Linked DNA regions of Homo sapiens: regions 1 and 2 are each linked to region 3. The links are chromatin contacts, found by Hi-C or POLR2A ChIA-PET in ENCODE. All regions are on one chromosome and are shown on one strand. The core of a region is the stretch at or near the end of the contact, and the rest is flanking DNA. Distances in the headings are between cores, read along the strand shown. Region 1 has its middle 65 kb from the start of RAB3GAP2. Region 2 has its middle 28 kb from the start of RAB3GAP2. Region 3 overlaps RAB3GAP2 (RAB3 GTPase activating non-catalytic protein subunit 2).

The links. Hi-C counts contacts between places; a loop is a spot of excess contacts on that map. ChIA-PET counts read pairs that join two places held with the same protein, here RNA polymerase II (POLR2A). Pooled maps may share reads with other maps.
Region 1: a map with no recorded cell type shows a loop between it and region 3 (5-fold over the local background). The contact joins two enhancer-like sites. A Hi-C loop is called at or near these places in 2 of 168 maps with a recorded cell type or tissue (Caco-2 and K562), 3 of 37 single-sample maps with no recorded cell type and 5 of 50 pooled maps. POLR2A ChIA-PET finds 5 or more read pairs at or near these places in 1 of 52 experiments (K562).
Region 2: a loop to region 3 is called in a map of CD8-positive, alpha-beta T cell, with 2.3 times the contacts of the local background. The contact joins two enhancer-like sites. A Hi-C loop is called at or near these places in 4 of 168 maps with a recorded cell type or tissue (CD8-positive, alpha-beta T cell, GM12878, K562 and 1 more), 6 of 37 single-sample maps with no recorded cell type and 10 of 50 pooled maps. POLR2A ChIA-PET finds 5 or more read pairs at or near these places in 3 of 52 experiments (AG04450, GM12878 and endothelial cell of umbilical vein).

Annotation. Positions count from the first base shown.
Region 1 is chr1:220,335,932-220,338,769 of GRCh38, reverse strand. No RefSeq gene overlaps it. Among named protein-coding and RNA genes, the nearest start is that of RAB3GAP2, 65 kb to the right of the region's middle. RefSeq lists enhancers at 1-246, 1,770-2,277, 1,680-2,838. Within about 2 kb of position 1,314, at least 3 of the 41 ENCODE cell types and tissues checked have a DNase peak (open chromatin) inside an H3K27ac peak, as active enhancers do.
Region 2 is chr1:220,299,162-220,301,954 of GRCh38, reverse strand. No RefSeq gene overlaps it. Among named protein-coding and RNA genes, the nearest start is that of RAB3GAP2, 28 kb to the right of the region's middle. Within about 2 kb of position 1,379, at least 20 of the 41 ENCODE cell types and tissues checked have a DNase peak (open chromatin) inside an H3K27ac peak, as active enhancers do.
Region 3 is chr1:220,218,654-220,221,414 of GRCh38, reverse strand. The region is part of intron 2 of RAB3GAP2 (RAB3 GTPase activating non-catalytic protein subunit 2); the gene reads left to right. Among named protein-coding and RNA genes, the nearest start is that of SNORA36B, 19 kb to the right of the region's middle. RefSeq lists enhancers at 835-904, 1,265-1,314 and a silencer at 1,465-1,544. Within about 2 kb of position 1,419, at least 2 of the 41 ENCODE cell types and tissues checked have a DNase peak (open chromatin) inside an H3K27ac peak, as active enhancers do.

The DNA.
Region 1 (2,838 bases), core at 65-2,564, 120 kb before region 3:
CTGTAGCAGATCTGTAGATCTGTAGTGCCCAGAAGCACTTAACATGGTGGCCAATACAATTTGGGAGTGCTGGCTGGGCACGGTGTCTCATGCCTGTATCCCAGCACTTTGGGTGGCTGAGGCGGGTGGATTGCCTGAGGTGAGGAGTTCGAGACCAGCCAGACCAACATGGAGAAATCCCGTCTCTACTAAAAATAAAAAAATTAGCCAGTCTTGGTGGCATGTGCCTGTAATCCCAGCTAATCGGGAGGCTGAGATAGGAGAATCGCTTGAACCTGGGAGGAGGAGGTTGCAGTGAGCCAAGATTGTGCCACTGCACTCCAGCCTGGGCAACAGAGTGAGACTCTGTCTAAAAAAAAAAAAAAAAAAGAAAATCTATATATATCTATATATATGGATATACACACACATATATATGCGTGTGTGTGCTTTAATCTCTGTTGTTTCAAGAATATTTAAGGATTTATCCTCAAGTAATCAATCCCTTTGAGACTACCAGGCATCTGATGTGGTTGTTCAACCCAGAGAAAAGAAAGCTGACTTCGAGTATATGCAGGACTGAGAACTAAGTAATAAAGTGAAAAAACTAGAGTTATTTTGTGATTTTTTTTTTCAGCATACAAATAGAGCTAAAAGGAGAAGTTCAAACAGAGCACATTTCATTCCATATAAGTTTATTAAGAGTAACTAAGTGCCAGAGTTGAGTGTATAACATTGTAATGACATCAATAAGATAGGACTCTCAAGTAGAAAATAGTCTAACAAGAATCAGACAAATGAACAAAACACACATTATCTCCTTATCAGAGAGTGCTAAAAAATAAAAATTAAAAAATACACACATTAACACGCAAACTAACAAATGTCGCCAAGGTGGCAGTAACCCTGCTTGAGAGTCACTACGCCCTTTCCACTTCTCTTCCAACATTCCCACCTGGAAAAGAGGTGAGCAGGTGCAGGCTCTGCAACACTCTAGTCTCTGCTTGGCGTATTCCAGCTGTGGAATCCTCCTCCCCTATTTTTGCCTTCCCTGTAAATCCTGCTGTTTCCAGGCCATCATGGCACTTTGCTGCTGCTTTCCCTACTGTTGTGAAAGGCCTGTGAACTGGAAGAAGGCTCACTGAATAATTTAAAGGCAGCTTCTCACTTCCAGAAGCAATGCTCTAGTTACCTAAGATAGCATCAGGCCACCCAGCATTCCGTCTGTGCCTGAGGCAGGTATACACTGGTGAGGCATTGTAGCTAAAACAGCCAGTGAGTCAGCAATGGCAACAACCACCCAAAGAATCTCATTAATTGTGGACTTCACTCAGAGATGGGGGATGATGCTGCATGTGGAAGAGAAGCTGGTTAGATTAATTGGTCAGCAGCAGGACAGCAGGCAAAAGTGTGCTATGTCAACACATTCATAAAGAGATACATGTTTGTGTTTGTTTTTCAACCAAGGACGCAAGTTTTATCTACTTCCTCTTTACTGCCACAAGCCTGTCAGGCTCTGTCGCCCAGGCTGGAGTGCAGTGGCATGATCTCAGCTCACTGCAATCTCCAACTCCCTGGTTCAAGCGATTTTCCTGCCTCAGCTTCCAGAGTAGCTGGGACTACAGGCGCCCGCCATCACGCCTGGCTAATTTTTGTATATTTAGTAGAGATGGAGTTTCACCATGTTGGCCAGGATGGTCTCGATCTCCTGACCTCATGATCCACCCACCTCAGCCTCCCAAAGTGTTGGGATTACAGGCGTGAGCCACCGGGCCCAGCCAGGCATTTGAATAAACACCTTCGTTAGGGAATTCAGAGGAACACAAATCAAGAATACATTTGAGTCCTAAACATAAACAGAAGAACACCTTCTGTGAGGGAAACAAAATGCAGGAAGATCCAGAACTCCCCAGCAAGCTTTGTTAATTCAAGTCCCCAACAACATTTGTTTCTAAACATTCCTTAAATTCCGCATGTACTCATAAGATTTCTAGGTGTGACTACTGAAATGTGCTGATTTAGTTAGGGCTAAATATTGAACAGTTGCTAACGTTGGAGGAAGAATGGAAACAAATCCAAGAAACAAGCTCCTCTTTATATCCACCCTGTGATGGTTGCTCTTGTTAGTTTAATTAAGCTCCTGGATTAATGCAGGTAAGCCCTTCCTGATTCATTCCTTATACATATAGGGAACCCAGCATGAGCCTAAGCTGGGTTCACTCTAGGACTCAGGCATGTCAAGGCTTGTTGCAAAAACTCATGGGTCAGCAACAGAGACTTACTTATGAGAAAGGTAGAAGAACCTCCCGGAGAAGAACCTTTCTTAGGAAAGAGAGCTTCTAAGGCAAACAAGTTTGATACAAGGACAGTGGTCCAGAGTAGGAGGGGTAAAAGGGCAAAAGAAGTGAGATGGGAGCCCCCTTGGAGGTTGAAGAAGCACCAAACTCCTTTTGTTTTTGAGACTCCTGAAATATTACATTAAGAAATACCAAAACTGGGTTATATAAAGAGGCATTTCGCAAATTTACATTTAACATATTAATGTCTTTAACATTAACACAAAACACATTGCAAATAATGGTATTATTCACAAGATCATGAATGGATTTAGAAGTATTAGTAATTGATAATTTAGTATAGTGATGTGGTCCAATATAGGGACACAAGAAAAGGGCTGTGTGGTGAGTGCTGTCTTCTTTCACTTCAGGTGGCATCTCTCTGAGATGGGATGAATAACCTCATTTGGAGTCATCTCTGTCATTGGCCTGTGTCTGTCCCTCGGAGTATCCTCCTGCTCAGCCTTCACTGACCCAGCCTGAAATCTATGCCTAGGGGCTGCAGGAAAATAGCAAGTAGAAA
Region 2 (2,793 bases), core at 130-2,629, 81 kb before region 3:
GAGTACTCTGCCCATGAAGTTCCTTAAGGAACCTTTGCTGAATATGAGACAGAACAAAAACACTCAGTGTCACAGAACAACCTCTACTCATCTGTGGTTGGTAAAAATGGATGGAAACTGAAAGTATTTGAATCCTGGCCATTGTCCTGTTTGGCCAGGACTCCAGAGAAGCCATTTTACATGCTCAGCACCTGCCTTTCTTCTTTGGTGAAAATCAAGAGGCAGACAGTATGTTTATGGTAGTGACAGCTGTCTTCTTTTTTATACTGAGAGGGTAAAATTATATAGCTTATCTTTAAGTGTGAGAAAGCCAAATACAAGAACAAACTTCTTGATTCTAAAGAAGAGATTCTCAACACGGGTGAGAGGATTGAAAAGGAGAGGAGGAAGTGACCTTGATTGTAAAAAATGTGTACATTTTATCACAATGTTTCAGAAAATTGATTGATAGGCAGGTTGCTTTATTTTTCCTTTTATGTAATGTATATGTAATATTACCTAAAGGTGTGTGTGTGTGTCTGTTTAGGCAATATTACCTAAAGACATTTATGTATGTATGTGTATGTGTGTGTATGCATGCATGCATGCACACTAACGAGAGAAAAATAAAGCAAATATGGAAAAATGTTAATTGGTGAGTCTAGGTGAAGGATATATATTAGTATTTCCTTTCATTTTCTTGCAGTTTTTTGACAAATTTGAAATTTTACAATTAAAAATATCATCATAATTAATAAAGGAAAATCTTTGAATTTAAAAAACATATTTAGTCCATCCAAGAGGCTATAGAAGCTTTATTTACTGACCTTTACATTTTTCTCCCCAAGATTCCATCTCTCGTCTCACAAGAATGCATTTGAATTTCTGCTGGAGGCCAAACCCTCCCCTGTGGCCACCCCTTCCAGACATGGGGCTAGGCCGGCTGAGTCTTTAGAGCCAGTCCACTGCCCTAAAGATAGTGACATTGAAGCCACTTACCAAAGGAGGTTATGCATCATCATTCTCCTAGAGGTTTTTATATGCTTTGAAGTTTTAGATAGACTCTTCCTTAGAGGCAGAAGTTTGAACCAGATAAAGCCTCCCAAGTTCCTTTCAATTACAAATTTGTCTGAGTGCTGAAAAGTGAAGGTTTAGAGTCTCTGGAGTAAGTATTACAGTTCTCTTTCTCTCCCCTTGTGATTTGACTGCTCAGATTTTTGAAGCTGGCACGTAGCTTTGGTTTTCCTCTGCTTTGTTTTCTTTTCTGTCTCCTGAAAGAGCTGTGCTCCAGTGTCTGCCCGGTAAAGTTGCTAGTGGCAGCATTCCTGGAAGCTCCTTGCTCCAGATGATGTCAGACCTCATGTGACCCAACCATCGCACGCCCGGAAACATTACATCATTCTAAGATGTGATTCCTTTTAACACAGAGCTTGCTGTTATTGTGCTGCTGCTGTTGCTGCTGTTGTTGCTGCTGCTATGAGCAGTAAGCCATAACCTCAAGCAGAGGCTGCTTTGTACAGAACAGCAATAGACTCACCTGAGGATCATGCTGTACCCCAAAAAATGCAATGACTTCTGGGGCAGGCCACGTGCCACATTAAACATGAATAAAACATTTCATAATTAAAAATCAGAAATAAAATAAAGATGATGATTTTTTTTCCTGGCAAGACATGGTAACACGTAGTTCAAATTTTATTGAGTTAGATATTTGGGCATGTCAGGTTCGCATTATGTGGGCAAATGTACCTGTGAATGGTGCCTGCTGATTGGCTGAAGGAAACTGACCCTGAGTGTGTAATTCTCATAGGTATATGAATGGGACATGAAACCCATAGAGGGCCATTAAAAGAAGACAAGGCAGGCTGGGCACAGTGGCTCACGCCTGTAATCCCAGCACTTTGGGAGGCTGAGGTGGGCAGATTACTTGAGGCCAGGAGTTCAAGACCAGCCTGGCCAACATGGTGAAACCCTGTCTCCACTAAAAATACAAAAAAATTAGCTGGGTGTGGTGGTGCACACAGGTAATCCCAGCTACTCAGAAAGCTGAGGCATGAGAATCTCTTGAACCTGAGAGGCAGAGGTGGCAGTGAGCTGAAATTGTGCCACTGCACTCCACCTGGGCGACAGAGCAAGACTGTCAGGAAAAAAAAAAAAAAAAAAAAAAAAGACAAGGCATTTATGGCTGAGCATGGTGGCTCACACCTATAAGCCCAGCACTTTGGGAAGCCAAGGCAGGAGGATCGCTTGAGGCCAGGAGTTCAAGACGATCCTGGGCAACATAGCAAGACCTCATCTCTACTAAAAATTTAAAAATTAGCTGGACATGGTGGCGTGTGCCTGTAGTCCCAGCTACTCGGGAGGCTGAGGTGGGAGGATTGCTTGAGGCTGGGAGATTGAGGCGGCAGTGAGCCTTGATTGCACCACTGCATTCCAGCTTGAGTGACAGCACAAGACCCTGTCAAAAAAAAAAAAGAAAAAGATATTTGTAATTCATATCACTTCAAAATAATTATACAAGCAAAATCTTAGCGGTGAAGGGAGTAGAGGAATATTCAATACCCATCGGTAAGGACCCTTATAAAAACAACAATTTAAAAAACAACCATTTCTTGAGCTCTTACCATGTGCCCAGACACTGCGTCAAGCAACCTCGTGGCCTTGCTAACAGCATGACTAAGTAGAGTGCCCTTTGCTTTAGAGTGGTCTTAACCTTGTGTCCTAGGGGTGTCCCATCAGGGTCCAGTTGACCATTGCTCCCCACGCAGTAACACTGAGCTCTACTGGATCACCCCCTTGCTATTCGGAGCAACT
Region 3 (2,761 bases), core at 170-2,669:
TAGTGAAGCAGGTGTTCTGATTGCTTTAATTTGGGGGATTTAATTTGGTTGCTTTTAATACTTAGCCATCTAACACTTCAAACGTAATGCAGAATAAATATTTCATCTCCTTCCTTTTTACTTTAACACCACACCCACCTCACTTCAATATGGAAATATCTTCATTAAATATGATTTCCAAAAGAACAAGTTCCCTGGAGAATATAGCCATGAGGACAGTGCATAAAAAGAAAAACTCGAAATAAAACCCTGTATGATAATTTTCTATTCTAAGAAAACAAAAGTTTCCAGTATATGAAGAAATAAACCCAGTCTCAGATGCACTAATATGTCTGTGAGAAGCGGTTGTGGTATAATAACTGAAAACTGCCAGCTATTTTCAAGATACTCAAGTGGTAATGGTGCACCTAGCCCAGCAGCAGCCCTCAGAAGAAGCCAGGGTGCTCTCTCCACGTAGGCCAGTGTGTTAGTCCATTTTCATGCTGCTGATAAAGACATACCTGAGACTGGGCAATTTACAAAAGAAAGAGGTTTATTGGACTTACACTTCCACGTGGCTGGGGAGGCCTCACAATCATGGTGGAAGGTGAAAGCCATGTCTCACATGGCGACAGACAAGAGAAGAGAGCTTGTGCAGGGAAACTCCCCTTTTTAAAACCATCGGAACTTGTGAGACTCATTCACTATCAGAACAGGGCAGGAGAGACCCACCTCCATAATTCAGTTACCTCCCACCGGCTTCTTCCCACAACACGTGGGAATTGTGGGAATTACAATTCAAAATGAAATTTGAGTGGGGACACAGCCAAACCATATCAGCCAGGTACAAAAAATCCATCTTCAGCTTTTGCCTCCTAAAGCTGTCCCATGGTTGGGCTGCACTGTCTTATCCACAAACGGGACAGAGGCCTTTTCAGCAGCAAGCTGGATCCTACTCGTGATGATGCACATGGACTGAGCCACTGGAATACCAGGTGGCACCAAGGACTTCTACTTATCAGGGTCAGCGGTCTGAGAGCCTGGACTTTTTCATAATTGCTGGAACTGGCTGGGCTATTTTGTGCGGATCTTCGGGGACTCCACTCACCTGCGTTCCAGGAGCGAGACTCTCTGAACACCCACTTCACAGTGGCAGGGAAGGGACGGGCTGGCTCTCAGAGCCATGGAGCTTAGCGCAGCCACCACAACGACGATGATGGGGGAGACTGCAGGCAAATTCAGTGTCAACTTTAGTAACAGGGTGGGGGAGGCAAGTTTTGGTGGAAAACCCAAGGTCCCTGGTGGAGCACCTTTAAGCAGTGAGGTGCTTTTTTTGTTTTACATTTCAGGCGTGGCTTGGGAAATTACCTTGTCAAATGATATTATTTTTGGATCACTAGCTTCAAAGGGGCAGTGTTAGAGACTGTGGGCCCCATTATTGGGGAAGTTTTCCAAAACGCTAATTAGTAGGCAAATGCCCTTATGACACAAAACAAAATGATGAGCTTGCATCTTGTCAGCCACTGAATGTGTGCTGATGCTCTATTAGGCTTCCCAGAGCATTGTTGTTTACAGCCCTATTTCTTGCCTGAGCTTTCTGGAACTGGCGCTGGAAATCATATTTTGTTGTAAAACCTAATACTAGCTCATTGTGATCCAGCCTAGAGAGGGCATTTCCTAATCTCCACTATACCAATATTTTCATCAAGTTATTTGTGCTTAGACTTGAGACTTCCCTGAAAAATCTGGCACTGGAGTCACTTCAGATGGACTCACACTCTTTATTCTTGGTTTGTATTTCTGCAGCCCTTCTGGAGCAATACTGTGGCAGTGTTGTACAGGATACATTAAAGCAGAGAGAGAGAGATATGAGAACATCGAGGGTCTAGTCTTTCTCATGGATTCTGACCCACAGGCCATTTCCTCATTCTTCCTCAGACCCCTGATTTTAGAAGTGAAGGACCAGAGTTCCTCTGTAAATTGTCCAGGGACTGTGTGAATGTATGTTGCTTTAAATGTATTATCTATAGTATTGGCATGGTTAGTGAAAATCCACTTATTCTTTTTAGAGCTTGATTTCTTTTCTGGAAAAGGAGGAATTTCACTCAAATGATCCCTGTAGTTCCTTCTGTTTCTGTTAAGATTGAATCATCCTGTCAGTTGGCTTCAAGAGGATTATGACATGTGTAAGAAGGAGATTGTTGATCTGTACAGACAAGCAGTTCTAGGATCTTTGCTTACATTGTCTTGCACTTAGTACTACAGTTTCTTAATTTGTAGATTTATTAAAAGAAATTTGATTTACCTGAGGATTTCTCCCATCCACACCTCCAGCAGTTTTCTGTTTTGAATTTGCTTCATAATATGGTAAAATTTACTCTGGCTGGGGGCAAAATATTATAGCTAAGCTTAAAACAATACATTTTTACCTCTTTATAATTTTAAGGATATTATTTGGTTTGGGTTATTGTCATTAGAGGCTTTTTGTCCTTGTATTGAATCTGATATGTTGAATACTGTGCCTTAGTCACAAAGAAGTTACTTTAGAATTACATGTGACCAGGAGCTTGCAGTTGGAATAGGTATACAGCTGCTCCCCCGTGTGGTTGTGGATCCAAAGAGCTTGTGGAGCTTGTATTAAGAGCACAACACCATTGCATTTTGTGACAAGTTAGCATCGTTCTTTTTTTTTTTTAAATTATACTTTAAGTTCTAGGGTACATGTGCACAACGTGCAGGTTTGTTACATATGTATACATGTGCCATTTTGGTGTGCTGCACC